Linked DNA regions of Mus musculus: region 2 is linked to region 1. Evidence: chromatin loops called from intact Hi-C (ENCODE). Cell type or tissue: left cerebral cortex. All regions are shown on one strand. Links, peaks and the distances in the headings refer to the core of each region. The heading gives the core; the rest is flanking DNA. Region 1 has its middle 51 kb from the start of Gm34353. Region 2 has its middle 22 kb from the start of Gm34244.

Evidence for each region. Peaks named below come from ENCODE experiments on the same cell type or tissue, not always from the same donor. Only the 100,000 strongest peaks of a DNase experiment are listed, where the experiment ranks them.
Region 2: it touches region 1 in a loop (6-fold over the local background); 30 of 42 quality-filtered maps call a loop at or near these places.

Annotation. Positions count from the first base shown.
Region 1 is chr1:138,036,340-138,052,583 of GRCm38, reverse strand. No RefSeq gene overlaps it. Among named protein-coding and RNA genes, the nearest start is that of Gm34353, 51 kb to the right of the region's middle. In left cerebral cortex, for the core only: a CTCF peak has its summit at 7,814 (motif pointing right); a DNase peak (open chromatin) is centred at 7,850.
Region 2 is chr1:137,323,842-137,340,085 of GRCm38, reverse strand. No RefSeq gene overlaps it. Among named protein-coding and RNA genes, the nearest start is that of Gm34244, 22 kb to the left of the region's middle. In left cerebral cortex, for the core only: CTCF peaks have their summits at 5,737 (motif pointing right), 7,939 (motif pointing left), 9,078 and 9,284 (motif pointing left); DNase peaks (open chromatin) are centred at 5,759, 7,656, 7,895 and 9,283; H3K27ac peaks cover 1,158 bases.

The DNA of each region.
Region 1 (16,244 bases), core at 3,541-11,540:
CCAGAGCAATTAGACAACAAAAGGAGATCAAGGGGATACAAATTGGAAAGGAAGAAGTCAAATTATCACTTTTTGCAGATGATATGATAGTATGTATAGGTGACCCTAAAAATTCCACCAGAGAACTCCTAAGCCTGATAAACAGCTTCAGTGAAGTAGCTGGATATAAAATTAACTCAAACAAGTCAATGGCCTTTCTCTACACAAAGGACAAACAGGCTGAGAAAGAAATTAGGGAAACAACACCCTTCTCAATAGCCACAAATAATATAAAATACCTAGGCGTGACTCTAACTAAGGAAGTGAAAGATCTCTATGACAAGAACTTCAAGTCTCTGAAGAAAGAAATTAAAGAAGATCTCAGAAGGTGAAAAGATCTCCCATGCTCATGGATCGGCAGGATCAATATAGTAAAAATGTCTATCTTGCCAAAAGCAATCTACAGATTCAATGCAATCCCCATCAAAATTCCAACTCAATTCTTCAAAGAATTAGAAAGGGCAATCGGCAGATATATATGGAATAACAAAAAACCTAGGATAGCAAAAACTCTTCTAAAGGATAAAAGAACCTCTGGTGGAATCACCATGCCCAACCTAAAGATGTACTACAGAACAATTGTGATAAAAACTGCATGGTACTGGTATAATGACAGACAAGTAGACCAATGGAACAGAATTGAAAACCCAGAGATGAACCCACACACCTATGGTCACTTGATCTTTGACAAGGGAGCTAAAATCATCCAGTGGAAAAAAGACAGCATTTTCAACAAATGGTGCTGGCACAACTGGCTGTTATCATGTAGAAGATTTCGAATTGATCCAGTACTATCTCCTTGTACTAAGGTCAAATCTAAGTGGATTAAGGATCTCCACATAAAACCAGAGACATTGAAACTTATACAGGAGAATGTAAGGAAAAGCCTCGAAGATATGGGTACAGGGGAAAAATTCCTGAATAGAACAGCAATGGCTTGCGCTGTAAGATCGAGAATAAATGGGACCTCATAAAATTGCAAAGCTTCTGCAAGGCAAAAGACACCGTCAATAAGACAAAAAGACCACCAACAGATTAGGAAAGGATCTTTACCTATCCCAAATCGGACAGGGGACTAATATCCAATATATATAAAGAACTCAAGAAGGTAGACTCCATAAAATCAAATAACCCTATTAAAAAAATGGGGCTCAGAACTGAACAAAGATTTCTCACCCGAGGAACACCGAATGGCAGAGAAGCACCTGAAAAAATGTTCAACATCTTTAATCATCAGGGAAATGCAAATCAAAACAACCCTGAGATTCCACCTCACACCAGTCAGAATGGCTAAGATGAAAAATTCAGGTGACAGCAGATGCTGGCGAGGATGTGGAGAAAGAGGAACACTCCTCCATTGTTGGTGGGATTGCAAGCTTGTACAACCACTCTGGAAATCAGTCTGGCGGTTCCTCAGAAAATTGGACATAGTACTACCAGAAGATCCAGCAATACCTCTTCTGGGCATATATCCAGAAGATGCTCCAACCGATAAGAAGGACACATGCTCCACTATGTTCATAGCAGCCTTATTTATAATAGCCAGAAGCTGGAAAGAACCCAGATGCCCCTCAACAGAGGAATGGATACAGAAAATGTGGTACATTTACACAATGGAGTACTACTCAGCTATTAAAAAGAATGAATTTATGAAATTCCTAGCCAAATGGATGGACCTGGAGGATATCATCCTGAGTGAGGTAACCCAATCACAAAGGAACTCTCACAATATGTACTCACTGATAAGTGGATATTAGCCCAGAAACTTAGGATACCCAAGATATAAGATATAATTTGCTAAAAACATTAAACTCAAGAGAATGAAGACCAAAGTGTGGACACTTTGCCCCTTCTTAGATAGGAAACAAAACACCCATGGAAGGAGTTACAGAGACAAAATTTGGAAGTGTGACGAAAGGATGGACCATCTAGTGATTGCCATATCCAGAGATCCATCCCATGATCAGCTTCCAAACGCTGACACCATTGTATACACTAGCAAGATTTTACTGAAAGGACCCGGATATAGCTGTCTCTTGTGAGACTATGCCAGGGCCTAGCAAACACAGAAGTGGATGCTCACAGTCAGCTATTGAATGGACCACAGGGCCCCCAATGGAGGAACTAGAGAAAGCACCCAAGGAACTAAAGGGAACTGCAACCCTATAGGTGGAACAACAATATGAACTAAGCAGTACCCCGGAGCTCTTGTCTCTAGCTGCATATGTATCAAAAGATGGCCTAGTCAGCCATCACTGCAAAGAGAGGCCCATTGGACTTGCAAACTTTATATGCCCCAGTACAGGGGAATGCCAGGGCCAAAAATGGGAAGTGGGTGGGTAGGGGAGTGGGGGGGGGGTATGGGGGACTTTTGGTATAGCATTGGAAATGTAAATGAGCTAAATACCTAATAAAAAATGGAAAAAAATTTCTTTTCTTATATCATTGTCAATGTTAAAATAATGACTTTACACTGAACTTGAGGCAAACAATGGTAACAATGACAAAATGTCACATCCAGGCTTTCTCTAGCATTGTCTTCTTTACCTTTTGGTCCTTTTTTTATTGATATTGCTCCATTAGAATTTCCAGTGCTAACATACCACATTAGAGTGCCCTGAAGTTAAGTCCAGAGTTATCTCTTAGGCTTAGCCAGTTCTGAATTCAGCTCTAAGTAACACGAATTCATTTCAGAGTGGATCTACCAGATAACCTATTCCATGTCACTTGTGTCTGGCCTTGGCTCCTTGGGGATGTGTAGAGTTGCCTGTGACAGTTGAAGAACAGTGTGGAGGCAGTTTTAGATACAGGAATTCCAATTTGGATCTCAAAGAATGTTCCAGATATTATTCCACTGAGTTCTGCCATTGATTCTTGCTGTGTGATGTCAAAACTAAATTTTAAGTTTTCCTCCTGCAAATACTAACTGTATTTTGTTTTCTGGATATTTAGTAATTTCTTTTTTATTGTTTAAATTTATTATTATTATTATTATTATTATTATTATTATTATTATTATTATTATTTGGGTTTTTTTAAAACAGGGTTTCTCTTTGTGGCCCTGCCTGTCCTGGAACTCACTCTGTAGACCAGGGTGACCTCGAACTCAGATATTCGCCTGCCTCTGCTTCCCAAGTGCTGGGATTAAAGGCATGCGCCATCACACCTGGTTATTTTTTTTTAAACAAGATCCTAATCAGTGCCCTCACAGAGTCCCTTCCCCATCTCCATCTCCTTCTCCTCTGAGAGAGTTGTGTCTATCCTGTGTATCCCCCAACCCCACACTGGTGCTGCAGACCTCTGCAAGGTTAGCCTCATCGTCTACCGCTCTGGGGAGACAAAGCAGCCCTGTTGGGGATCCACAGACAGACAACAGTTTTAGGGATAGTAGCTCCTTGGTTGGTGAAATGTACAAACTCTACAAGGTTCAATTTGTCCTTTTCATTCTTTCTGGTACACAATTATATTTGGGCTCTAATTGCTTCATGATTACATCTACTTACGGTGACTTGGTTTCTCCTTTGTGTGAGTGGCTTCTGTCAGTGGCACGTGCTTAGCCTCTTCCCTCCATGAGTCTCCTCTGGATTTCGGTAGGACAGTCCTCTTTTCCTCTGCATGACGCTTAGCTTCTGACCTCTTTACTGTCAGATCTTTCTGCTCCTACACTTGCTCTTCAGTTTTAAGTATTTCATAACAATATGCGCGCGATGTGGTGGCATTTTAAATTTTTCTAACTTAGTTATTTGTCAGGTTTTGTTTTTCTACAGCAACTGCCTCCCTTCTCCCTAACTCCATTTCTGTCTCTCTTTCCTAGCATCCCGCGCTTTTGTGTTTTGAGAGGACAGGTAGATCTATATTCCCTTTTTGTATTGAACGTCCAAACTCACTTAATTTCCTTACATTTACGTTGTTGTATTTTTAACTCTCACATGCATTTTGCTCTCCTATTATAAAAAAACAAAACCAAAAACCTTCAAACTTGTTTTTCCTACCTTGTTCCAATAAGTTAGACATCAAAACCTAAATTTGAGTTGTACAGATGCTTGCATGTGATTTACATTCTGGAGTTTCCTCTTGACCTTGGGAAGAAAGCATCTCTTCATTCCATTGCTGTGCCCAGCTCCAGACCTCTGCCCTGATGACACAATGACTGGAGACCATCTGAAGACACATCAATTCCCATGGACTCTGAGGCTATCGTCTATGAGCCAAGCTAGGGTGGGTGCTCCAGCTGTTGCTCCCATAGCACTCCATAGCTCGATGGTACTCCATGTAACTGAAACTTTTCCCCCAGTGTCTCTCTCGGGCAGAGCACCCCAGATTGAGAACCCCATCTGAGCCTCTGTGCACCCTTCTGTGGTAGTTTGCAACAGAAAGAAGGCTGAAGAAGTAGTCATTGCAGTTACTCAGTGCCTGGCTTTTTATGAGACAATGCAGATCTGGACTCAGATCCTCATGACTACAAAACAATCACATTGCCAACTGGGCCAGATCCCCAACCCCAAGACTGCATTTTGAAGGGGTTTTGGTCCACAGGCAAATGAAAAGAATGATAAAACATCTAACATGCCTCCGGCTCCAAGCATTTATGTGCTGCCCTCATAATTTTTAAAATTATTTCTTTTATTCTTCTGCTATTATAATGTAATTGCTTCACTTCTCCCTTTTCTTTCCTCCTTTCAAACCCTCCCATATACATCTCCTTACTCTTTTTAAAATTAATTGCCTCTTTTTAAATTAATTATTTATATACACGATATATACATATATACATATATATACACAAATAATATATACACAATGTACATATACATATATTGTAGATATATTTCTATTGTACATATATAAAGTATGTATACAAACAGTATGTCATATATTTGAATAATAAACACACACATATGTATTCCTAAATACATAAGTATAACCTCCCTCTGTGTGACATAACTTGTATGGATATTTTAAAGGATGGCCATTTTGTTTTGGATAACCAATCCATGTGCTTTTCCTGGTGAAGACTATGCTAATGTGCATAGGGAAAGGCGCCAGGAGGCCTCTCCTGAACACATGGGACTGCAGGCAACTATGTAATGCTGTGTGGGGGAGAATAATCTTCCTCATAACTCCTTTGAACTACGGGTTTTACAGAACTCCATGAACAAACATACTACAAGCAGTGCTCAACTCTCCCTGTCTTCTCACACAGTCTGCTCACACTGAATTTCACACATATACCCCCCTCTTTGCCTTTGTTGCTTTGTGCCTACAGTACAATTGGTCCCTTCTAATAGTTCCTCCATTGCATGATTTAACCTCTGTTCCTGGCTCACCTTCACAGAGGCCACACTTCAGTGAGCACAGGCGAGGCTAGGGAATATTTTATTGAAGGTTATTTAAAAATGCAAAGAAGAAATCGGACTCTGTGATGTACGTTAACCTCTCGCTATTGAATAGAGTATTGAGTATTACTTGGTTGTGGGACACTGGCCTAGAAAATGACAAAACCTCGCACCAGGAGAAGAGAAATCGAGTTGGATGTTAGGGGAATTCAGAGAAAACCTTGAATGAAAGATCAATGAAGCGACTGGATAGTTAGCTCTGTCCATCCGTGGCCTATGCTACTGAAGACTTTCACCTGAAGGAAGCAACTGCTCTACCATCATTTGAATCCCCTTCAACAGGTGCTGACCTTACACAAAAGAGTTACACACCAAGCTTTAAGGTAAGAGGTATGAGTATCTTAAGTCAGCTAATAAAATACGACCCCTTAGAAAATGCCTTAGGAGTTGGGTTTTTCCCCACCCTTTAGGACTTGTTCAAAAACAAATATCTGATTAACTTCCATGCAATTACACATTAAGTGATTCCACCCCACCCAAATGATCACATGGTTCCGTCAAAATACAACACCTACTACAAATGTAATGCTCACCGGGTCAAAGAAACCCATTCAGTGACTTCATTACTGAGGAGACCTTTAACATTTTATTTGATGAGAAGCTGCATTTTATGGGTGAGATTATCTGTGTGTGTGTGGCTTTCCCTGGAAAGATAAAAAGAAATATCTATACATCCTAGTTAAAACCACAAACAGCACATTCTGATTACTTTAGTGAATCAGAATTTCTCAGGACAGCATAGGTGACTACAGGAAGCTGTCCTGCCAAGAGATCATATCACAGGTACTTGCTCACCTCTTCTATGGTGGAAATTTGAATTCTGGCAAAAGGGGGGACCTTGGAAGGAACTCCTAAGAGTCTTGTCACCTTTCATCCATATGATATCAGTGGTTCCAGTCTTAGGAGGCTTTCATAAGGCTCAGTCCAAAGGCTTTGCTGGACTTTTAGCTTAGCATAAGGCATAAGACTTCAAGAAGGAGTCTTCTGTCCAACCAGGAGAAGCATCCATTTTCAATAATCACTCACTTTGATAGAAGAAAGCTTCTAAGTACGTGAGAACTAAGGGGTGATAAGCAAAGAATGACTTCAATGTAGGATTAAGAAGAGAACCAGTTTGCACATTGGAAAGTTTTCATGTTGAGCTAGCCCATCACACAGTACAGCAGATATTTTAATCCCATCTCAATAGAAAAACATCTAATTTTAAAAATTATATATATTCATAATTCCAACTCAGGTGTGTGTATATATATGCATATATGTACATATACATATATATGGATATATACACATATATGTACGTATATGTACACACACATATACGTACATATACATATATGTACACACACGCGCGTGTGTGTATATATATATATATATACCTGAGTTGGAATTATGAACCCAAAAAGAAGCACTGATGTGTTCATTAAAAATGAAAGTATCATCTCATCTCTGAAAATCCTGTATTAAAGGACACTTAAAGATCACCGGGATCACAGCTGAGGGCTGATAAATGTACCACAGAGACCCTGGGTTTATTTACATACTTGTCTCACAGGTTTCATCAGGGACTATAGAGGATTTTTTTTTAGAGAGAGAGAAGAGGAGTTCTTGGAAGATGGTTAAAAATTTTTAAACAAATCTGACCTCACTAAATTATAAAATCTAAAATGTTGGAGAAAATAAATCTCTGAATTTCCCTAGGAAATGAGTCGTTACTGAGCTGGAGGCAAGATTCCAATCTCAGCTTAGGTGGAGGCAGAACAATTATCTGGGACATAATGACAAATGTTGGCTATTCTATCACATTCTGAGAATAAGTTTTTTTTTAATGAAACATAAAGTTGCATAAATGTTTATGCATAAGTATTCTAGACAGCAAGTAGACAACGTCAGCCCTGTTAGCATGTGATCATAGATATAAGATGAGCACATTGCATAATTATTTTAAACTTTTCCTACTGTACATGGGTTACCTGTAAACAAAACAAAGTATTATGCTTATTCAGTTTTTAAATTTGGATTTGAGTCTTGTTATTTAAATAGATGTTAACATACTTTAAAACACATTTTTAATTTCAAGATGAAATTATCACTTCAAATAATTTTCAAATGAATTCTATGGAAGGAGCTTTTCAAGTCCACAATAAGTACAATAAGATTGGACTTTTTGTCAAGAACACTTTGGAAATATATATTTCCTGCTGACTGAAGGCTGAATGAATATGTTAGAAATAATATTTGATTCTACTGGTCTATGCTTCTAGCTTAATTTCAAAGGACACGGAATAGTACGAATATACTCAGAGATAATCATGTAATGAAACTTTTTTTTTTTTTTTGCGCAGATATATTTGCTGTTCCTCGCCCCATGTAGAAAGCATAATGACCACCAGGGTGCGCTAAAACCTTTGCAATAGTTTCCTTCTGCTGGTGGGTGGGGCTTCTAAGTATTCCTTTGTATGGTGCTTTTTACGGGTGTGCATGCATATTGTGTCACTGATATTGCTGACAGGAATGGCACTCTAAAATAAACTAAGATTATTCCTGTGGGATGAAACACTTTAGCTTGAATTTTGTACAGTCTTCCCAAACAGGACCAGCATGGCATTTCCAATTATGTCTCATGGGAACCTACTGCTGGATCACTCTCTGACATGAGGCACCCAAGAGTGAGCGACACTTATGGCCAGTGTTTCCTCACATAGCTCTCCTATCTGTCATTACATACAATACTAGCCTCCCTGCAAAGTGTGTGTGTGTGTGTGTGTGTGTGTGTAAATGTGTTCAAGTGTGTGTATGTGTGCAAGAGTTCTGAGTGCTTCTGTGTATGTGAGTACAAACGTGTGGGTAAGTGTATGTGACTAGAAGTGTGTAAGTTTATGTGTGAGTGTGCCTGCAAGAGTGTGCATGTGTGTGAGTGTGTGTGTCAACACAGGTGTGCGTAAGAATGTCGGTGAGTGTGTTTGCAAATGTGTTCATGACAGTGTGTGTGATTCCCACACTAGATCGTCTTCTCTGACACAAATTTTGCAATGTTATATATATCAACCTCATTTATTTGTCAGTCTCAGGATTACATCAAGAGCAGTCTCTTGTCATGTGCCTCTTGACACTTTAAAACTTTATCAAGCCTTCCTTGCCAAAACCTTTAGGAACCTATGGAATGGCAGGTGGAGCACAGGGAAGACTATGGAGAGTCCTCTCTGGGTGGTTTTAGAAGCAGGAGAGTGACTTGGGTCAAAGTACAATAGTAAATAAGAATCGAGGGCAAGGCAGGCTTTGGAGAAGCGAGTGTTCATAAGTCTCTTTGTGTGCCACAATTTCCAATATGGTGTGACTTCTGGGGGGGAGGGGGGAGTGTCCCCATAACTGCTTCCAGGGGAGAACCCAGTTCTGTCTCATGCTGTGTTAGGGTTGTTTATTGTCTCTCTGGAGCCCCCAGTTTAACTCTGTTGGGCTGATGACCAACAGAAGTTCTGCCTCAACAGGCTGGCCGACAAGTCCTTTCAGAACTATCCAAGCATTAGACTTTTTTCCAGCTCAAATATCTCCACAGTTTAGAAAATAACAAAAAATGAGTGAAAATGAGGTGAGAAAATATTAATTGGTGACAGCTCCAGAATAGTGTTGAGGACATACCACACTGAAAACAACGCTCGTGTTTGCTCCGTTAACTCAGCCCTGCAGAACACTCTGGCACCCTGTTCATTTGCACTGCGATCCCGGTCTTCTGTGACCTTGCTGCTGCCTCTCCACTTTGGGGGTTGATCTTCTATGTGCCTCTGTTTCTTTGCCCTTATGTAAGAGGGAGGGCAGCGGTAGCATCTCCTCAAGGAACCTGCTTGATTTTGCTACTCTGTGCTTTGCAGTCTCCCTTTAATATGTGTGAGGCTCATTTTCTCGATGAAACACTTGCCTGGAGATTCTAGTTAACCTTGGCTTTTTGTTCACGTGAATTTCTCTTACCTTGTGACTCTGCGCCTCTAAGGGTAATTATCCCATGAGATCTCAAACTATTCCTTAAGGTGAAGCTTTCCAGCAAGGGGAGATGGGCACCTCTGTGTTTCTAGGCTTTGATTTCCACAGACTCCGCAGAGTTCTTAAGCCATAGGATCCTTCAGGCTGGCAATGCAAATTGGAAGCCTCAGGCAAGACTCAGGTCTTCAGTTTGCCCTTGACTCCAGAAGACATTTGAGCTATTTTTATTTACTTCGTGCTCACAAAATGAACACGTTTGAGGAAAGCTGACTTACAAGGGAATAAGACCTCTTTGCCACTTTGGTCAAGTGTTTGTGGTCTGTAGGCATCCTAACAGGATCAATCCAGTCTGTCCTTGTGACCTGTATTGACTTAAGACTCACTACTGCTTGCCCTTGGCCTCTGAGTTATAGATCACAGAACCACACAGGCTGTATCACAGAGCCTCTTGTCTTCATTAGCTATACTGAGGATTCACACTATCATCCTTGGGCCAGAGGAGGGATGCACCCCAGAAAGGTGGACTTGTCTCAGAGATCTGATAGTTCCCCAATTTCATTATTAGCCTTGTCTCTCTCCACACAGCTTCAGGATAATGATACAAAAGTAGCCTGGGTTTTCACATAAGGACTTGCATTTTTCAGAGTGGTCCTGTCCTGGGTGCTGGAGACCCTGAATCAGCTGTAAGGAATTTAGTTTTCCCTTGATGCTTTGTTGCCATTGGCACTAACATTTGGACCTCTCCCTATCTCTGTGTCTGTACAAGTGCTGCCCTGTGGCTCAGTTGGTTAGCTTTAGAGTTTCCTTGCCTCTCCCAATTCTCCACCTCTGAGATGCACTAGCGTCTCCCTGACATAGTCCAACTTGTGAAAAAACAACAACAAAAACCAAACAGCTTCTCATATCACATAAAATTTGTATCCAATATATATTGATCATATTCCTTTTCCTCCTCCAACTTCTTCCTACCTCCCTACCCACCCAACCCATGCATTTCCCTCCCTCCCTTTCACCTTCCCTCTCTTGAAGACCCCAAAATGAAAACGAGAAACACATAAATAAAAAAAAAGAAGGAAATCAATAACACACACACACACATAAATACCAAAGCAAACCAAAACGTGTACAAAACAAAGCAGGGTGCCCAGTTCTTGCCCTCATGTAGATCCTGTCTTGTCTTCCAGGCTGGCATCCTTTGACATGGCTTTCATCAGCGAACAGCTGATCTTTCATGTCTGTGATCCCCAGCCTCAACATCTGCCTGAAACTCACATCTTCCAAATGCTATGCTGATGGCACTGGGGTGACTAAGCAGCGCTTTGGATCTTGACCGCTCTATTGCTTTTTATCTGCAAAAAATAAACCCAGCATCGGCACCATAATAATTCCACTTGCCTTCTTCTCCACTCCAGCCAACATGCTCCTGACTGAAGTGTCAGCAAGCAGGACTTGCCTGCCCCTTGCTAATCTCTTCCTCATCGCCTGGACTCTGGAGGACACGAGAGCTTCTGCCTCCAGCTCCGGGCACTCATTAAGAGTCATTTATATTAATGCACCTTCTAATGGGAAAATCAGTCAGGTGGCATAAAATTTATTAAGAGGAAGAATATTTAAGTTGACTCTATGTCCTCGTTTTTTTTTTTTTTTTTTTTTTTTTTCAGGTGTGCACAAGGGATCCAGCTTCCTTCAGAAAAATATTGCATGGAAATAATGGCTTTTAAAAGAATGGTGGTGAGGCAGTTTACGCGTGTAACTGTAATTTAAGGTTTATTGATTCTTTCTTTCCTCTTATAAGTATAAGATTTTTCTATCTATACTACGGAGATACACAGCCATTGATTCAGAGAAACTGTCTGACTTTAGCTCTCTACTTTGACTAGAAATATAAATAAATAAAGAGTTACTACATTCTTTGCATGGATTTTTCTTTCATCCTAAGTACTGTATTGACTGGCTTGTTACCCAACAGACTCCCCCCGCCCCCCACCTCACCAAACACACACACACACACACACACACACACACACACACACACACACACACACAGAAAGAAAGAAAGAAAAAAAAGAAGAAAAGAAAGAAAGAGGAGAGGAAAGGAGAGGAGGGGAGGGGAGGGGAGAGAAGAGAAGAGAAGAGAGGGGGAGGGGGAGGGAGAGAAGAGAAGAGAGGAGAGGAGAGGAGAAGAGAAGAGAAGAGAAGAGAAGAGAAGAGAAGAGAAGAGAAGAGAAGAGAAGAGAAGAGAAGAGAAGAGAAGAAGAGAAGAGAGGGGGGAAAGCCTGCTGTGTTGTCTGCTCTTGTGACTCACGCTAACTAATCAGATGAAACTGCGCTCTGTGTGTTCATTTAACAAACTAAACACACCACATAGGAATCATCTCAGCATCTCCCCTGCAGCCGAGTTTATTTAAGGTCCTTTGGCAGGCACTGGTCCTGGAACAGGCAGCTACTTGGACGCTCTGTTCATGCAATTTGACACTTAATGGTTTTCCCTTGGCTGAGAAACTTAGCAAGCAGAAATCAGGGAGAAATCCAGAGACCTGAGCATTGGCCCTTGGGTCTATGGAAGGGAGTGGTGGGAAGTAGGGGGGTGGACAGGACTGCCGATGGCTGCCCTGTTGAAGAATCATCCTCTGCAGGAGGAGAAGGCCCTGCGCTTACAGTGCAGGCAGGCCCTTTGAAAGGTGGGTGGGCAGATGCCCCAGCTTGTCTGAAACTGCAGCTCCTAAAGAACTGGATGCCCTGACTTTGCAAGGCAGACTGTGGAGGGGGCGTGAATCAACCTTACAGAATTAACTTTTGAGACATGTCCTGTTGACACAGTTGCATGACTTGAGAACAATTCCTTAGTTGCTCAGAGCTTGGTTTTTCTGCAAAACATTTCTCTAAAATTGAGACGATGTTATTAATTACTTGCCAGTTCACACTTTCTAGTTTAATGATAAATACTGTGGTTGAATTTAAGGACCAATTTTCTAATGCCCGGCTAGTTCCAGTTTTCTTATGAAACTTAGAACTTATGAGAGTTATTTCCAAGGGCTGAAATAAAGCCTGTCTGAGATAATGTACAAAATCTATTACAAGATTAGGAGAAGCAATTGTCATCCAAGCATTAGGACCACTGCGTGGATCTTTGAGATCCCCATCACAAGGCAAGGATGGTAGACGTCCTTGCCATGGTGAGATGGGGGTGGGGGGCAGCAAATAGCAGATTCCTGTAGCTCCCTGTCTAGTTAACTAACCTGTTAGGTAAAGGTCTTGGGAATTGCAAGCTCTTACAAACCAAAGTTGGAAGATGCCTGAAAAATAATGCCTGAAGTGAGTGTTCTTCTCACCTCTACCAGCACGTGCACACATATACAAATGTGCTCACACAACATGTATGTACACACACACACACACACACACACACACACACACACAACTGTATTAACAATAAAAATAAAAAAGAATGATTTATCACAATAAAGTTCTTATAAGTGAGTCTTATGGTTCGTTATCTTTACAAAAAAATCTCCTCCCCTGGTCATAAGATTTAGACTTAGGTACCAATAAGAGCTGTGTAGAACTAGGCTACAGCTTCAGGCTTAGGTGCTTTACCTACTAACTCAGCTTAACCACAGTCTAGTAAGAATTCATGCTGTCAGAAGCCAGCCTACTTGCTCTCTTTGTCTCTTTTCCCATCCACCTGGCCTTGCCTGGGCCCTTTGATCTCGGTATAGGCAGAGGCTTAGTTCTCATTGTCTGGTTCCCAGACAAATCCCCACTTCAGAGAGGAAGTTTCAAAGCAGACTCAGCTTCTCCATCCTTCAAGGCAGGATACTGAGTCACTCTTCCTGTTACTGTTAAGTCCTAACAAAGAGCTCTAGCACTGACCACAGACTCCTGTCTCTACTCACAAGGAATCCCCCAAGGTGGCCTCATGAAGGAGATGAGCCTGCCAATACTGGCTCCCCTGTCTACTGGCCACTCCCTCAGCCATGTTTCTGCTTCTGTCTTCTGGTCTTTTGCATTCAGCAGTTTAAAAACACAGGCACTGCTTCCCTGTCTTATTTTATAGACAATCGCCACCCCCGATATTTATTATATTCCTTGTGGGATTTTGCCTTTAAAGCAGGGAAGGAAATTTGGAGAACTTACGTAATGTGCCTGGGACCACACAAACATTTACATTGATAATGACAGTCAGTGTGTTTTGCATTTATTACTCATTGATATGATTGAATCAGCCACAGACTTTCTTTACCTCAGCAATGTTTCAGCAAGTGAGAGAGAAGTGGAGAGAAGTAGTGCTCTCTCCTTTTTCTGTGGTATGATATAGACGATGCACACTTGAACACACCTGCTTCTTACCTCTGTTCTTATGCCGTTGGTCAGAACTTACAACACGGCCACATTTAGCTACAAGAAAGGCTGAGCCAGTGGTGTTCTTATACGTATCAAAATTTCCATTATTATAGAAGACAAATATAGAAATGAGGGCTAAGCACTTTTTAACCACAGTGCTTCAAGATGCTTTCATGAAGGTTAGCCACATTAAAAATGTGTGAGTTTGGGTCAGAAAGATGGTGCAATGGTTAAATGCAGTCCTGCTGCTGGGGTTATAAGTTCAGTATCCAGCACGCAATTCAGGCTTCTTACAACTAGCTATAATTCTGATGCCCTTTTCTGACTTCAGAGGGCAAGTGGACACATACCACAGATAGACATGTACATACACACACACACACACACACACACACAGTACATGTGTGTATAAATAAAAATAAATACTTTTTACAAGTAAGAGTCTTTGTGAATGTCATAAATAAGTTCTAAACTAACATTCCTGACATGTTTTAAGGAAACCCTTCTATTTCACAGGTCCGGGTGTTTTACCAGCACCTGGAAGGCGCTCTACATTACAACAAGCACAACAGACACAGAGTTTCCATGGGGGCAGGCCCTCGGGGCTTCTTGTAACTGAGGTTTGTGCTGCTGTGCAAATCACAAAGTGATCCAGAAATCATAAACTCTGCAGATTTGACCGTGAGCTGTCCTGCAATTTAATTTTATTTTCATGTTGTTTGCCTTTTTTAAAGATTGAAACTAAAGAACAACAACAGATCTTTCTCCTCTGCCGTGGGGCCTCCCCTTGAGTGTAGCCACCAAAGCAGGCTGCAGATTAGAACTCCTACCAAAGAGCCTTGCATTTGAGGGTTGTGCCTGTCAGGTATTACACTAATCTGCTTTGACAAAGCTAAAGTTTACATCTGGTCTTCACTTTTCACAGCTGCAGGACTAACAGGAAGGAGAGACAGTCTCCGAATCCCACAGATGCAGCAGCAGTAGCTCTCTCCATGTCCTGCTTCTCAGAGCCACTGGATACAAGTCAGGACGGGAAGCCGGGATCCTTTTCCCGCATCTGAATAATCTTCTGTGGGTTGCAGGGCAGCCAGCCCCAGCCTGGCACCCTTGGTTTAGCTGAGGTCCAGGCATAACAGGTCCACCCTGCTGTCTGAGACCAGGCACATTGAAGAGGACGTATGTGGGTGTTTACACAGGACCAGTGAGCTTGGGCCAGGCTCAAGCTGTGCTTGGGTTCTCACTTCTTTGAGCACTGGAATTCCCCAGAATTTCCCCCAAATTAAAAGAACCAACAAACTGTATTGCAAACACAAACAGAGTTTGTTTTTTCTTTTAACAAGTAAAAACTAATTTATGCTAAAGCTTTGTTGCCTTCAATCAAACCAACCTCATGATCTGCTGCCAGTACGGTCCTCTCTGAACATCTCAAGTTCGTCAGGATTAAATGCTGCTGGGAAAACCATATCATTTTCAAGCCACTAATTGGCCTAAATGCTCCTCTATTTTATATAAATACATGAGATAGTACCAAAAATAGAGTTGCATTCGCTAGCCTGAATAGTTAGCTTCCATGTGAGGTCATTTCTTTTTATTCCTCAATATTTAGGTCTGCCTTTAGAGAGAAGGGGAAACCTTGTCTTTTGAAAGTGTACACTATAATTTCACATAAACAAAGAGGCAGCTTTGATGTCTATTTTTGACTGTTAAGTATTTTCTAAGTAGTACCACATAAAATAAAAATCAGCCCCTCGACTATTCATTTCATTCATATATATGTGTGTATGTGTGTCTATACATATATGTATGTATATATATATATATATGTGTGTGTGTGTGTGTGTGTGTGTGTGTTCATATGTATATGCATATATACATATACATATATATACAAGCACATATACACACAACATATATATACGTATGTTATACACATATATGTGTAATATATATATATATATATATATATATATATATATATACCATAATTTTGACAATAACAACAACATTCATTAATCCAGACTTGCTCACTCATAGTTGGCAGAAAGGAAACAGAGAATGAGCCTAGATCATATATTACAAATACATTTGCATCTCTGGTTACACCCTCAGGCTTGTGTTTCTCTGGTCCTCTCATGCTTCCTTCTGCTTCACTGAGTGTTCATGGCAGGCCTTCTCTTACCTCTAAATCCTGCTGCATCCTGATACCTTAGGTCTGTTTCTCACCCCTGCTCCCACATATTACTTACATTTTTGTTGTTGCGATAAAGCCCTATGATTAGGAAACTGTACAGAAGAGAGTTTAACTGGACTAACAGTTCTAGGGGGATAAGAGTCTGGCGTGGCAGGGAGACATGCAGCAAGCAGCAGGTTTGGTGGCTGCAAGCAGAGAGCTCACATTTTGAACTGCAAGTAGGAAGCAGAGAGAGAGAAAAACCTGTAAGTAGGACAAGGCCTTGTGCTCCCAAAAGCCACCTCTGATGACATACT
Region 2 (16,244 bases), core at 4,523-12,522, 710 kb after region 1:
GAAAAAATGTTCAACATCCTTAATCATCAGGGAAATGCAAATCAAAACAACCCTGAGATTCCACCTCACACCAGTGAGAATGGCTAAGATCAAAAATTCAGGTGACAGCAGATGCTGGCGAGGATGTGGAGAAAGAGGAACACTCCTCCATTGTTGGTGGAATTGCAGGCTTGTACAACCACTCTGGAAATCAGTCTGGCGGTTCCTCAGAAAATTGGACATAGTACTACCGGAGGATCCAGCAATACCTCTCCTGGGCATATATCCAGAAGAAGCCCCAACTGGTAAGAAGGACACATGCTCCACTATGTTCATAGCAGCCTTATTTATAATAGCCAGAAACTGGAAAGAACCCAGATGCCCCTCAACAGAGGAATGGATACAGAAAATGTGGTACATCTACACAATGGAGTACTACTCAGCTATTAAAAAGAATGAATTTATGAAATTCCTAGCCAAATGGATGGACCTGGAGAGCATCATCCTGAGTGAGGTAACACAATCACAAAGGAACTCACACAATATGTACTCACTGATAAGTGGATACTAGCCCAAAACCTAGGATACCCACGATATAAGATACAATTTCCTAAACACATGAAACTCAAGAAAAATGAAGACTGAAGTGTGGACACTATGCCCCTCCTTAGAAGTGGGAACAAAACACCCATGGAAGGAGTTACAGAAACAAAGTTTGGAGCTGAGATGAAAGGATGGACCATGTAGAGACTGCCATATCCAGGGATCCACCCCATAATCAGCATCCAAACGCTGACACCATTGCATATACTAGCAAGATTTTATCGAAAGGACCCAGATGTAGCTGTCTCTTGTGAGACTATGCCGGGGCCTAGCAAACACAGAAGTGGATGCTCACAGTCAGCTAATGGATGGATCACAGGGCTCCCAATGGAGGAGCTAGAGAAAGTACCCAAGGAGCTAAAGGATCTTCAACCCTATAGGTGGAACAACATTATGAACTAACCAGTACCCCTGAGCTCTTGACTCTAGCTGCATATGTATCAAAAGATGGCCTAGTCGGACATCACTGGAAAGAGAGGCCCATTGGACACGCAGACTTTGTGTGCCCCGGTACAGGGGAACACCAGGGCCAAAGGGGGGGAGTGGGTGGGTAGGGGAGTGGGGGTGGGTGGGTAAGGGGGACTTTTGGTATAGCATTGGAAATGTAAATGAGCTAAATACCTAATAAAAAATGGAAAAAAAAAAAAAAAAAAAAAAAAAAAAGACAAAGAGACCACCAACAGATTGGGAAAGCATCTTTACCTATCCTAAATCAGATAGGGGACTAATATCCAACATATATAAAGAACTCAAGAAGGTGGACTTCAGAAAATCAAACAACCCCATTAAAAAATGGGGCTCAGAACTGAACAAAGAATTCTCACCTGAGGAATACCGAATGGCAGAGAAGCACCTGAAAAAATGTTCAACATCCTTAATCATCAGGGAAATGCAAATCAAAACAACCCTGAGATTCCACCTCACACCAGTCAGAATGTCTAAGATCAAAAATTCAGGTGACAGCAGATGCTGGCGAGGATGTGGAGAAAGAGGAACACTCCTCCATTGTTGGTGGGATTGCAGGCTTGTACAACCACTCTGGAAATCCGTCTGGCGGTTCCTCAGAAAATTGGACATAGTACTACCGGAGGATCCAGCAATACCTCTCCTGGGCATATATCCAGAAGATGCCCCAACTGGTAAGAAGGACACATGCTCCACTATGTTCATAGCAGCCTTATTTATAATAGCCAGAAGCTGGAAAGAACCCAGATGCCCCTCAACAGAGGAATGGATACAGAAAATGTGGTACATCTACACAATGGAGTACTACTCAGCTATTAAAAAGAATGAATTTATGAAATTCCTAGCCAAATGGATGGACCTGGAGGGCATCATCCTGAATGAGGTAACACATTCACAAAGGAACTCACACAATATGTACTCACTGATAAGTGGATATTAGCCCAAAACCTAGGATACCCAAGATATAAGATACAATTTCCTAAACACATGAAACTCAAGAAAAATGAAGACTGAAGTGTGGACACTATGCCCCTCCTTAGAAGTGGGAACAAAACACCCTTGGAAGGAGTTACAGAGACAAAGTTTGGAGCTGAGATGAAAGGATGGACCATGTAGAGACTGCCTTATCCAGGGATCCACCCCATAATCAGCATCCAAACGCTGACACCATTGCATACACTAGCAAGATTTTATCGAAAGGACCCAGATGTAGCTGTCTCTTGTGAGACTATGCCGGGGCCTAGCAAACACAGAAGTGGATGCCCACAGTCAGCTAATGGATGGATTACAGGGCTCCCAATGGAGGAGCTAGAGAAAGTACCCAAGGAGCTAAAGGGATCTGCAACCCTGTAGGTGGATCAACATTATGAACTAACCAGTACCCCGGAGCTCTTGACTCTAGCTGCATATGTATCAAAAGATGGCCTAGTCGGCCATCACTGGAAAGAGAGGCCCATTGGACACACAAACTTTATATGCCCCAGAACAGGGGAACGCCAGGGCCAAAAAGGGGGAGTGGGTGGGTAGGGGAGTGGGGGTGGGTGGGTATGGGGGACTTTTGGTATAGCATTGGAAATGTAAATGAGCTAAATACCTAATAAAAAATGGAAAGAAAAAAAAAAGAAATGTAACGAATACTACAAATCTTGTGGTATAAAAAAGGATGATCAATTATGACCAAATGGTATGAATTCTAGGAATTCAAGATGAGTTCAATATATGAAAATCAAGAAGTGATGCCAAGTGCAGCGTGGCTCAAAGCTATAAGCCTGGTCCTGAGAAGGCTGAAGCAGGAGGATCATTGCTGCGAGACCAGTGTGGGCTAGATAGAAGCTCCCATCAAAAACCTCCACCAATGTAATATAGGAACAAACTAGAAAGCTGTGTGTGTGTGTGTGTGTGTTTTCCTCCCCAACAAACAGAAAAGCATTTAGGAAAAATCTTTTTGCTATTGTTACTTTTTCAAAGCTACTGCTCATTTCAAATTAAGAAGTCGATGAAGGAATATTCTGGTTTTTCTTTGTTTGTTTGTTTAATAGGAACAAAAATCTTCATTCACCTGGACACATAGTTAGATATCTCAATGATCTAATTAAATATGGATACAGAAATACTCAGGTTAGAATCACAAAGAATAAAAAGCATTAGGGAATAATCTCTGTTTTCTGCAATGAACATAGAATATTGCTCTGGCTATGACATTATGAGTAGAAATAAGACTAAAACCTGAGCAGCAAATGTAAGGATTATATATATTCTAATATAGTGGAGGGCAAAACAAAATATATTGTAGTTTTTGTAAGAATTTAAATAGACACTTGACAATGTATGTGTTTTCTCATACAAAAATAAATGAGAGACTAAAATAATAATGGTCAACTGAAAGTAAAATCAGACTTATTTACCAATGCCAACATGATAAGAATCATATTAGGAAAGATAACATAGAAAACCTTCACACCCTTACCCTGAGAATAAATACTTCTTCCCATGTAGGATAGTAGAAATTGGACCCTATTGAAGAGAGAGCATATTTGTAAGGATACCAGTGATTATCCTATAGTCCCATTTTACCCAGCCTATTTCCTACAGAAATCAGATGTCTTATCTGAAAGATATTAAGTTAAATGACTTAAAGATGAACTCTAGATTTATTCCAACCCAACCAAATAGTAGCTCCAATTACAGCTGCTGGGCAACCATGTTCATCACTGCTATACCATATATTTAAAGCTTGAGGTATTTGTAGAACCAATATTTGGACAAGACTCCAAAGCAGTTCTCACTTACATGGAATGACACTAGAACTACAGCTTTCCCACTAGGCTGTGCTATTCTACCCTCCTTTGCCATTAGCAAATATTTTAGGAATCTAAACCACCTGAAAACCTGCAGAATATTACCATAACTTTTTGTAAAACTACATTTGATTGATTGAGCAAAATGAACAAGAAGTGCTAGTATGCTATAATCCATAGTAAGCTATACAAATTATACATACTGACTTGGAAAACCTTAATATGCTACTGTTCCAATAGAAATATGTGAGTTGGGAAATCAAGAGGCCACAGTCATTGGGAAGATCCAGTCATGTACCCTAAGCTCTAAGTTAAAGTCCTGGTCTTCAGTGAAATGTGCCTTCCATGGCATGTACCAAGTCTCAGAATGAACTACACAGTGTTTCTTCTCAAAAGGTGGCAGGTGATCCACTTGGACACACTGGTGATTATGGCTCCTTTCTCAAAAGGTTAGTGCAAAAGAAACGGAAATTTTAGACAGCTGAACTACAAATCATTACAACTAAAATCAACCACAGCCTCATGGGTAAGAATAGGAACCTTGATCTTTTGGTGTGACATGGGCTTTGGGAATGGCTCCAGAGCTCCTCTGAGGTGCAGTCACTGAGCTGGCCCCGTGCTGCAGTTCATCTCATTCTGAGATTGTTTCTCATTGTTGTCTACTGTTCACTATAAGTGTTCCCTAGACTCGGCAGCTGAGCTGAGCTACATGGGTCTTCACAACTTAGTTGATGGTGTGGTTCAGGTCCTCTTTTCTGACATTTTGAACCCCAGGTCCTAACACCTTTCCTTAGCACAAGGTGGCTGCACATGCTCATCAGGGTTAGGCTGGTGCAAAGATAACCACAGGGCTCGTGCTTTTGAAATTTGGCATTTGGTATCAGAATACATTTGTAATAAATGGTTTGTTGCGTCATTTTAATGCACCTCTTGCTTTATGATTTTCTGTTAGTGACTCACTGCTTGTTTATATTTCTTTTATGCTACGTATATGATGTTAGACAAAAGGCAAAATTGAGTGATTTTTTTTAATTTAGGTTCAAAATGGGCAATAAATCACCAGAGACAAAGCAAATAAACAATGCATTCAGTATAGCATCTTCTAGTGACAAGAAAATGTGGTTGCTGGTAGTTCAAGAAGTTTGGAAGAAAGATGAGAGCTAGTGCCCGCCCAGCCATCAGAAGTTAACAATGACAATAGAAAGCAGTCATTGAGGGGCTGGAGAGATGGCTCAGCAGTTAAGAGCACTGACTGCTCTTTCAGAGGTCCTGAGTTCAATTCCCAGCAACCACATGGTGGGTCATAAACATTTGTAATGGGATCTGATGTCCCCTTCTGGTGTGTCTAAAGACAGCAACATAAATAAAATAAATATATAAAATAAAATAAATTTTGAGAGAGAGAGAAAACAATCATTGAAGCCAATCTTATCATCACATGAAAAGTTGCCAAATAACTCAATGTGGACGACAGCAGTTGTTTTCTGTTGTATCTGAGGCAACCTAGAAGGTGTAAAAGCTTCACAGGTGGGTGCTGCAGAAAATGGCAAAACATGTCAATTTGAAAGTCATTCTGTTATACATTCTGTTATCCACAACAACTGAACTGTGATATGTGGTTAAAAGTGTGTTGTATGTGGCAACCAGTGATGGCCAGCTCAGTGACTGCACCTCAGAGGAGCAGGTTAACCTGCCTCTCCTCAGCCTCTCCTTTAAAGGCATAATGGGGGACTTGCATCCGAGACATGAATATGACTTTCAGCAATATAATGGAAAGCTTTGGTTTGTTGGAATTACCACCCAGTTGCCCCTTAGATATCACTTGAGGAGAGAATCTGTGTAAAAGAGAATGGCTATGAAAATTCTAATCTCTGGCTGCTGTAGCATAAGCATCCACCACTGGAGGGAGCCACCTTCTCCCTGCTTCTCCTGGATGGACTGGGTACAGTGGGTGTTGAGGTGGGAGCATTACTGGAATAGCAGGACTCTTCTAATAGGTTTGTATTTCCTTCTGGATCTCCCTGTATCTAAAGAAGAAATTCCAGAGCCTTGCTGTGTCGAAGGCTCCTGCTACCCTGCATCCCTTCTTTCCCTTCTTTCCACAGCACACGGAGTGTGGTTGACCTTTCACAATGCTTGGTATCGTTTAGGGATGAATGACAAAGAGAGAGCATGAAAATAGCAAGAACTTATCAAGGGAGGATGCAGACAGAAAGTCTGGGAATAGAATTTAGATCACTGACTCAAAAGAAACTCTGCAGACACTTCATAAAGGTACCCTGCGGTCACAGAAATGAACAGAGTGAAGTTACTAAGGCCACTGATCCTCTTGAACACGAATCTTCAGAACACCCATGGTTGACGTCCCTCTTGTTGGTAACATTCTCAGTTCTGGCTATGTTAAAGTTAAGGCTGTTACTGTGTGGTTGGAAATAACCCAAGTCAGATAAAGCCAGAAACAGTAGCTCCCTGGACTCGGAGCTTCGTTTGGGTTAATGATGAGAAGCCCTCTGTCTCTAAGCAGGTTAGAGCATTATTTCAAATGCACAGAGATTGAAACCTGCCACCTAAGAGAAACACAAAAGAAGCATGCCTTAGGAACATGCTTCTCTTGACTTCTCGTCTGTGTTTTGAGCTAGCTAAATTCTTAGACTGATTTTTGGTGACCTGACCCTAGATTTGAAGGATTGTATCCCAGAATCCCTCTTTGCTTTTATCACTATTGGAGTCAATGACTTTCTGTCTTCCCCTTGGTTTTGCTATGTAGACTATACATTTGGGGCTTTATTGTGCCCCAGGTATTTCTGTAGATTCTCTACTATTGTCCCAAGAAACCCAATAATCATACTCGCTCATACTTACAGAAACCATTTCATGTGGCATCAAAAAAAAATCATTGCAGGAAAAATATGTATATTTTTAATCTATCATTTAGAAGCCATAGGATTCACATTCCCTTTTCAGATTAGGAAAGAATGAAATGCATGAGTATGCAGTAAACCCTCCAAATCACCAAAGACTCAAGAGTGGTCACTATGAAGCCGTTAAGAGCTTACACCACCTCAGTTAGATACCAAGACTGAGTGAGATTTCCAGGACTGAAGTTCGGGTGGTAGGTTTGGGTCATAATCTATTACTTTTTAGTAAGTACTCAAAAGAACTTTAAAACATAAAATAAAAAAAAGAATACTCAAGAGTAGATTTCTTTTTCTCACACTAACCCATCCTCTTTTCCCAATAAGAAAGCCATGCCTGTCTAAAGGTTCCACAAGCTGGAGCTAGGGATTCCCACAAACCCCTCTCTAACACGTCTGTGCAAAGGCCCAGAGCTGGCAATGGAGGTTGGAAGAGCTTTCAGTCCTAGTTCACTGTAGGAGGTAAACATTACAGGAGCATGTGAGGCTAGGACAGAGAACCAAAGAAAAGAAACAGCAGGTTTAAAAGAACATGCAAGAGGAGGACCGGGAAAATATTACAGGACAATAAATTACAGCCCACAGCCCTATCCAGATGTCGGTTCACGGTACTGCAGTAGCCACAGCATGGGGAGGTTAGAGAACCACATTTACCATGTGTGCACTGCTCTGTATTTAATGTTTAAGCTCTTTAATTCTTTGTGTCTATGAAAAGCCTCAGTCAGAAAATCCAGATGGACTATATTAATCAGAGCACATAATTTTAGTGGTAGACATGCTTATTCCCAAAGCCTGGATATATTCCTAGAGCTTTGCAGAGCCTCGTTGTCTTGAGGGAAAAAAAATACGCTTGGCTCGGCAGCATTTGTTAATTTATGTAAGAAGGAAAATGAATCACATATAAACATATGGAAATATCCAAATGCCAGGTTTTCAGTTTTTTTGTTTTTTTAGGTTAGCTCCCTGAGTCCTCATTTTCTTTCTAGCCTGGGATTGGTGGTATCGGTTTTTTAACATTAAACAGACTCCTTGTTTGGAGTGTGTGTGTGTGTGTGTGTGTTTCAGACCAAGCAAATTTCGTGTTTTCTTTGGACAGAAAACTAACAAAGGATGGGAAGTCCTTACTTTAAGACATTACAGTTAAGGGTCATGAACATTCAAGCAGGAGTTACTGCCATCCAGAGGCAGAAAGCCACGAACAGCCATATCCTATCCTAGCTCCATCGTGGAGGAAGGAAGACAAGCAAAATGTGTAGGTTGCAGCAGTTTTGGTCGTTAAATCATCCAAAAAGAAATTGGAAAATGCCAAAACTTGAATGTCACTGGGTCTCTGGTTCTCCTGTTGTCAGAAATGACAGAGTCTCTAGTCCAGCACTCTCCAGAACTGGTCACGGTTTAAAAAAAAAAAAAAAAAAAAGGAGCAGTCTGATGTCAGGCTGGCCATCTGTGCCAACTGTCCTGAGTACTGGAGTCTGTAACACATTCAAAGTGAGCTTCGCACGTGTCTTTGCACATATAGTTTTCTTATATTAAAGCTTTGATGACTGTTGCTGAGGTTAGCTGTTCTAGCAGTTGATACAGGCAGCCCATAGCCCTTCAATATAAGTCATATGCTGTATTTGCTGCCTAGTGACTGTCTAATTGGAAGTAAAGACATCCATGGTCTTTCAGACAAGAGCTTCCAAGCATGTGTGCATGAATTTTTTTTTCTTTTTTGTGGCATTAACAAGCGAAGTCCTGAAAGCTTTGGCATACCTGAGCATTGGGCAGTCATTCTAAAGGAACTAGCTCAGCGCCATGCAGGTTTGGGTGCCGTGGAAAAATAGGTCCATCTAGGTAAGAGACCACTGCACAGCAGCACTAACCACTAGGAAAGTTTCTGCAGCATCACAAAGACAGATTCTGGAAAAATATAAATATGTGTGTGATATATTTTACATGACTCACATATAAATATAGTAGTCACATATACATACACACATAAGTGGTGGTTACACATTGGTAGAAATTCCAACTTAAAAACTACATCAACTTCAATTTTTAACAACAGGCACAAGTAATTATACTTGCCACTTGCAGGTATTTTATACACTCCTGATGGATATAACTGCTTTGGAATAGGTTTTAAAACTTGGAAACACACGCATACACCATTTCTCAATGGGCAAAGCATACTTCAATTTTCTAACTGAATCCTACCCACATGAGTGCAAACATTTTGAGTCAAATAAAATGATTTAAAAATTGCAGAATAATATAGTGTTAATCATCTTCACTCTGCTTGAAGTATTTCAATGCTATTCTATCATATTTTGGGGAAGCCACTCTCAAGCATTTTAAAGGAGAGATAGAGAAGGTTCTCCCAATTTTTAATAGACTTACAAAATACGGACATGAAAGTACGAAGCCTATACTTCTCTAGCCTCCCCTACCCCCGCCCCCCTCTGTCTTAACACTGGGCTGCCCTTCTGCAGGGAACTTTCCACCAGATATCTTGCATGTTCAGGGTTACCAGTGCCCTCTGCTGGCTTTCTGCTTGAAATGAGAGAATGGAGGGAAAGACAGAGATAGACAGACAGACAGGCAGACAGATGAGAGAGACAGAAAAAGATGGACAGAGAGACAGACAGAGAGACAGAAACAGACAGAGTCAGAGACAAAACAAACAGACAGGAGGCCCTTCTGGTCCTGGAAACTGGCACTAAAGAACTAAACAAGAATGGAAGACTTACCTTCACTAATCTTATTTTCTTGTTTCGTTGTCATCTTAAACTTCTGCCAGAGATCCATTGTGGAACCGTTTGTTCCAAGGGGTTCTCACTCACTGCTAATTCAGCATCAGGAAAAGAATATTAGGCTGGGATGAAGGGGCAAATGAATGCAGATTTGGGGACATAGTCACTCATTTTACAGATGCATAAACCACTTACAAGAGGCCCAGGCAGAAGTCGGTTCTCCATCCACCCTAACCTGTTAATGGGTTCGGCAAGGAAGAGCGGCAGTAAGTGCAAGGGTGAGAGGCTGCGATGGAGACTGGCAGTCCTTGCTCACTGTGGGCATTGTTTGGAAGTTTAGCACACAGGTGTGTTGCAAATCCTGTCACTTAGCTCTTTTCCTGCTGTCAGTGTCACTTTTCACTGGGCTCCTGTCCACTTGCCCTGACTCTCGTTTGTCTCCTTTGAAGAAACTCTCCAAAGAGCAGTCAGGGTGATTCTTCTTTTTCATAATGGATTTACTTTTATTTTATGTACGCTGGTATTTTACCTGCATGTATGTCTATGTGGGGGTATTGGATCCCCTGGACCTAGAGTTGTAGACAGTTGTAAACTACCATGTGGGTGCTGAGAATTGAACCTGGTTCCTCTGGAGGGGCAGTCAGTTAAATGCTCTTAACCACAAAGTCATCTCTCCAGCACCAGGTGATTTCTTCTCGAGTTGCATTCAGATTAAACCTCACCCCAAGCCGAGTAGTCTCCCAACATGTTTAGAATACAACCCAGTCTGATTTGCTCCGAAATTCCTCAGAACCAACATTAGTGACCAGTACAAACTAGGTATCTGGTAATTTATTTTAATAAAGAATGAACAGATGAAAGTCATATAAGACTATACTAAGATATTATCACGCAATCTAAAAATAAAAAATAAAGCAGATACTGAACTTGAAGTAGTGATTATCACTGGTTGCTGGCCAATAAGTCTAGGCTAGCTTTCTGGATCTCATTTGTCACATAGACTGAATAATGGCTGTGGGCTTTAATGGTTAGTGATTTGAGGCCTCGAGGTCTACCACCTAAACACACATACACACACACACACACACACACACACACACACACACACACGCACACCAATGTGTGTGCATGCAAGTGTGTGCGCACGCACACACACTCCTCAGATATGTGTCTATCTTATCCTAAGTTATTTTCTAGTGAAACTGCACAAGTCAAGCAAGATTGCTAAGTAATACTGACATGGAGCTTTTGATATGTAACAGTACTGTGCTAAGCATTGACACGTTTTGAGAATTGAATGTATGACCAGCAACTAACACTCCATACAACCTTACTTAATTTGAAGATGAGAGGAAGAAAACAAAGCCACCTAGCCAGTAAGTGACACATTGTGATTCACACATCTACCATCTGATTTCATCACCCAGAACTACCCTGTAGAGTCCTCACGAATACCAGGTGTTCCCTGGCTTTACCTAACTAGTTTCTACCCTAAACTAGGGATGAAAAAATTGTCCCTTAGTCACAAAGGAGACAGTAATAAGTGACCTGCCCCAGCCCCAGCCTTCTGCCAGGCCTTTAGTGTCTGGTAGAAAGAAAGCAAAGGAAGGAGATTGTGTTTGTACAAACAAAAGTGCATCTTACAAAACAGAAAATTAGCAGCGGAAATATCAATTGCTGAGAGGGAGGGGGTTGAAAGGTTGTCTCACCTGAGGTAAAACACGACTTGGCTGCTGAACTAATGACGACATCAATGACAAGAAACACAGACGTGTTCAGAGAGAAAAGCCACCCAGCACTCCAGTGGTCGCTGTGAAACACTAGCCACGCAGAGAACAGAGAGGTAAGGCACTTTACCTTTTGGTTTTAGATTCCAATTTATTATTCTTCTTGGAGCAAAGAAAAAACAAAGATCGATTTTCCTAAAAATCTACACTAGGTAAATGATTTAAATATAATATAGGCTCAGAAAACGAAGACGAATTGTAAAGGATGACAGGATGACTATCAGCCACGGAAAGTGTCTGAGCCCCCTTGTTATCTTCCATACCATAAGATCAGCTCTGAGGAATAGAATATCTATCTAAGGGTAGACATGCCCCATTAGCACAACCCATCCCTCGCTCCAGAGCCTGCATCTCGTTCACACTCGCTTCTAAACTTACTCCAAGGTGTTTTCTTTGGGTACAATCACCTGACAGAATTACTTCCTAATACCACTCCTTAGCATTATTTCCTGGTGTGAGAAGGTTTATCAATGGCAGTCAACACAACTAGGTCTAAAGTAGAAAGCAGACGAGTGGGTTTCCTTTCCCCCACAGAACTGCTGGCTCACAATTTTAAAACAAATTTAGAACTTTAAAGTCACATTATTTCCCTGTCTTTATTAAAGAACATGTGTGTGTAGGTATAAAGAGCACTTCATGCTGCATGTGTTTTGTGTTGTAAATTTTCTTTCTTATGTGTATGTGTGAAGGGAACATATACACATCCACCGAGCCTTCAACTCATCCACCTTTGTCTTCTGAGCTGTTATCACTCCCGAACGGTTAAAACTAAAAACATAAGGTGACAATTATTGTCGATACACTTTTTTAATGGTTTTTCAAGACAGGAGTTCTCTGTGTAGCCCTGTCTATCTTGAAACTCTGCAGACCAGGCTGTCCTGAAACTCACAGAGATATGTGTGTGTAGCTTTACCTGCCTCTGCCACCCAGCTTGTCAATACACTTCTTAGGGTAGAATTTGAATCACATCCCTAGCAGACATGACTTTTCAACTGCACAAGAATAATTAAAGAATAAGAAAACATCCATTTGAGAAGGAGTCAGAGGAACACAGAAAAAGTTTGAGAGAGATTAATGGGGCAACAACATAAATGCAGTACTCACGTATGAAATTCTCTATCCATGGGTCATGTATAGAATACTCTACCCAAAAAGGGTTAGATAGATATTATTTGTGAGCTCATATAGCATATCACCAAGACATATTACATTCGTAAGACTTAAACACACAGAGAGAGAGAGAGAGAGAGAGAAATAGATAGATAGATACATACATACATACATACATACATACATACATACATAATCATTTTAAAAATACATATTTTCATATTATCCTGCAACTAAACTAGAAATTAAGAACAGAGAGCAAGGGGGGAAAACCCAATATTTGTAGAGTAAAAGTCATAATTTAAATGTATGGCACAAGAAACATTAAAGGTCATCTTAAACTAAAGGAAAATACAACTTAATCAAATGTGTTATAAGCAGTAAAAACTGTGTGGTGAGAAATGTAAAATAATTGCAAAACTGATTGTGGTTGTATCATACACTCCAGCAACCATATTCGGAGGTATCTACTCAACTTCTTAAAAGTTCAAGTTTATACAAATATTCACATACAAATTATATTTCATTTTATTATTTTTAAAAATCAATATATAAAAATCAATGTTATTGTTACGATAATCCAAATTGGCTTCCTAATAGGCCTTACATAAGTAATGAGACACATTACACTCATGAAATAAAATATTCTGTATTATTAAGCTGCCAGTAAGCTATCTATAATCCAAATAAATATAATATGTATTTATCTATTTGAATAAATAAAGTAACAATATAAGATAGTCATAAATATATAATATATAAATGACATCTCTATTAAATTACTCTACAGGGAGAATCTCAGAGTTTGGTGACATTTTATAGTTTGATTTTAAAATATACACAAGATAAATAAGGACAATAGCAATAGTACTTGTGTTGGGAAATTTAGCTCTTTCAGTTGTAAAATTTTATCATAAAATTAGAACAATTAAGGTCTGGTAGTAATGGCACATGGATGCTCAAATAAACCAACAGCAGAGAAAGGCTAGGCATGAGTATGCATGTGTGTAAATGGTCAACAATAGCTTGGCTCTGCAAACCTCTGAAAAGGAAATGCAGTCACAACAGGCTCCAGGACAACCAGTTCTGCATTCATAGGTGGGTCTCAGGTCCCCAGGAACTCGGAGAGCAATCCTAAAGATGCTAAAACACCAGGTTTGAAAGGCAGAACATAAGCTTAAAAGCTGTGGAGAGATGTCTTTGTGATCCTAGAGTGAAATAGGGAATTTCTTCAACAGAAGGATGACAATCCATACAGAATACGATTAATCTTTCTAGCCGGGTGTGGAGGCACACACCTTTAATCCAGCACTCGGGAGGCAGAGGCAGGTGGATCTCTGAGTTCGAGGACAGCCTGGTCTACAAAGTGAGTTCCAGGACAGCCGGGGCTACACACAGAGAAACCCTGTCTCAAAAAAGAAAAAAAAAAGAAAAAAAAAGAAAAGAAAAGAAAGATTAATCTTTCTATATTCAAAGGAAATCTCTATTCACCAAAAGATATAGGACTCAGATTGAAGAAATAAGCAAAAATCTCAGAGAAGATATTTTCAACATATAGAATATAAAAACAGTTCATGTGTGGTTAAATACATAATGGACCCCCCAGGCTCGCATGTTAAGCTTCGTGGTCCCCTCATGGTGGCAGGGTTTTGTAAGGTGGAGGATTTGGGAGGTGGGCATACCTGCGAGAAATTGTTGGCTGAGGATACACTTTGAAGGCTGTAACTCCTTGCTGACCCCACCCTCTGTCTCTGCTTCCTTCACCATGAGGTAAAGAACTTCCTTTGTTACAAGCTCCCACCGTCATGATGCTCTGCTCAGGCATATAAGTCAAGCAAACATGGGCCAGCCCCCAGTAAGGAACTAGCACCATTAGTATTTAAGGTGGATAATTTTATAAAACAGCAAGAAAAGGGCAAACACAAGGCATTAACGGGAAAATGATTAAAGTGTCTGTGGACAGCTTACAGAAGACAGATCGCTTGAATCGTTAACCCTGGAATCGCGGGGTTGTTACTGAAGAAAACACCAAGGAATCACTGCCCAGTCATTTACAACAATGAGCTTTCTATGGAGAGTGATAGGAGCCGGAGACACCAGACAACAACAGAAGCAATCCTCCTGTGACAACACAAAGTCCAAGAGCTAAGCAAACCCGTGTCCTTAACCTGTGGATGCAGATCCTTACATGCCAGCGCATCGTTTTGTGGCTCCGTAGATCACTGTTTTCCTTTGAGCATAATACAGAATGAACATATGGATTCCAGCCCTCTGTCTATAGTTATATCGAACGAGTTAATCTGTCTGAGCCTCTGTGATTTAAAGTGAAAATAATTACAATAATGCCTAGCAGAGTTACAGTGTGAATTTGTGATTTACAGTTAGCCGAGGAAAACGCACGCGGTAATGTGAAATGCAGAAACCACTCAATACACAGAAACTATTATTACCTGGGTGCGGCATATCAATACCCTGGAGAATCGTCCCTAGAAGCTAATTATCCTGAAACTATGACTGTATTTGTTGTGCAGATGGCATTTTCTCAAGAGGATGCATCCGAGATGCTGAAAGCCCGGAGTCAAGCCCGGAGTCCACGAGCTCCTTGTCACTCGTGCTTGCACGGAGGACATGCAGCACGTGTATTCAGTCAAGTGACGTTTCATACTTTTGCACACCCAGCAAAATTATCAGAGAGATGCTACTTCTTTGTTAATTGGAGGGGGATTCCTCTCTAGTAGAGAACTAATTCTAGGCTAGTATTTAAGTGAAGTGGGTAGGTAAATAAGCTGTTTTACTAGCCTTTCTGAACAGAGGGATACCTTTCCTCTTCTCCTAAAAACTGCCTGGTTGCTCTTGGACCCACTTATGCTTTGCAACAATCGGCAGCCTGGACATTGTTATTGCACTGTGTTGCCTACAGGTAAAAAAGAAAAAGAAAAGAACGCTAAATACCTACTACAATAAACACGTGAACACAGGATATTCTTTTTGACTTTTTAGCCAATCGAGAAAAGTCCTTCACGGAAAACTACCAAACTCATTTATTTACCACTTTTGTCCCAAATTTGACTAATACATAGAAGAAGAGGAAATCGTTTTGTTTGTTTGTTTGTTTGTTTGTTTGTTTGTTTGTTTTAATTATTAGCATGACATATACCCTAATTGCCATTTCCCTTTGGTCTATTTACTTACAAACAAATATATAAAACTGATGAAGGAGAGCCATTAGAGAAAGCGCTCTCTAGAAATAGAACACTGTTGGGCTGGATTCCAAAGGCAAAAGCAGACACACCCTCATTCAAGTATCGAATCAGACGCCTGCTCACCTCATCCCTTCCACGCCAGGGAAAGCGATAAACAAAAATCCTCAAAGGGCCTTATATTTTGAGTAGAAAATGCCCAGTTTCAAGCTTTCGCCCGTGTTTTCTTCTTTTACCTTCACTTTCCCCAAATTTTGCTCTTTTGAGACAAAAAGAGACTTTCCTGGGCTTAAACTGGATATTCTGGTTAAGTGATTGAGAGAACAGTATAGCCCGTACAGCAGCAGCAGCAGCACAGCTTCTAAAGCACAGAACAGGTTACAATACAACCTAGTGGCCAAACTAGGAACAGCAGCACCTCAGAGAGCCCCTCACAGCCCCAGCCCTCACAGCCTCAGCCCTCACAGACCCTGTCCTCACAGACCCTGTCCTCACAGACCCTGCCCTCACAGACCCTGCCCTCACAGACCCTGTCCTCACAGACTCTGCCCTCACAGACCCTGCCCTCACAAACCCTGAGCCCTCACAGACCCTGCCCTCACAGACCCTGCCCTCACAGACCCTGCCCTCACAGACCCAGCCCTCACAGACC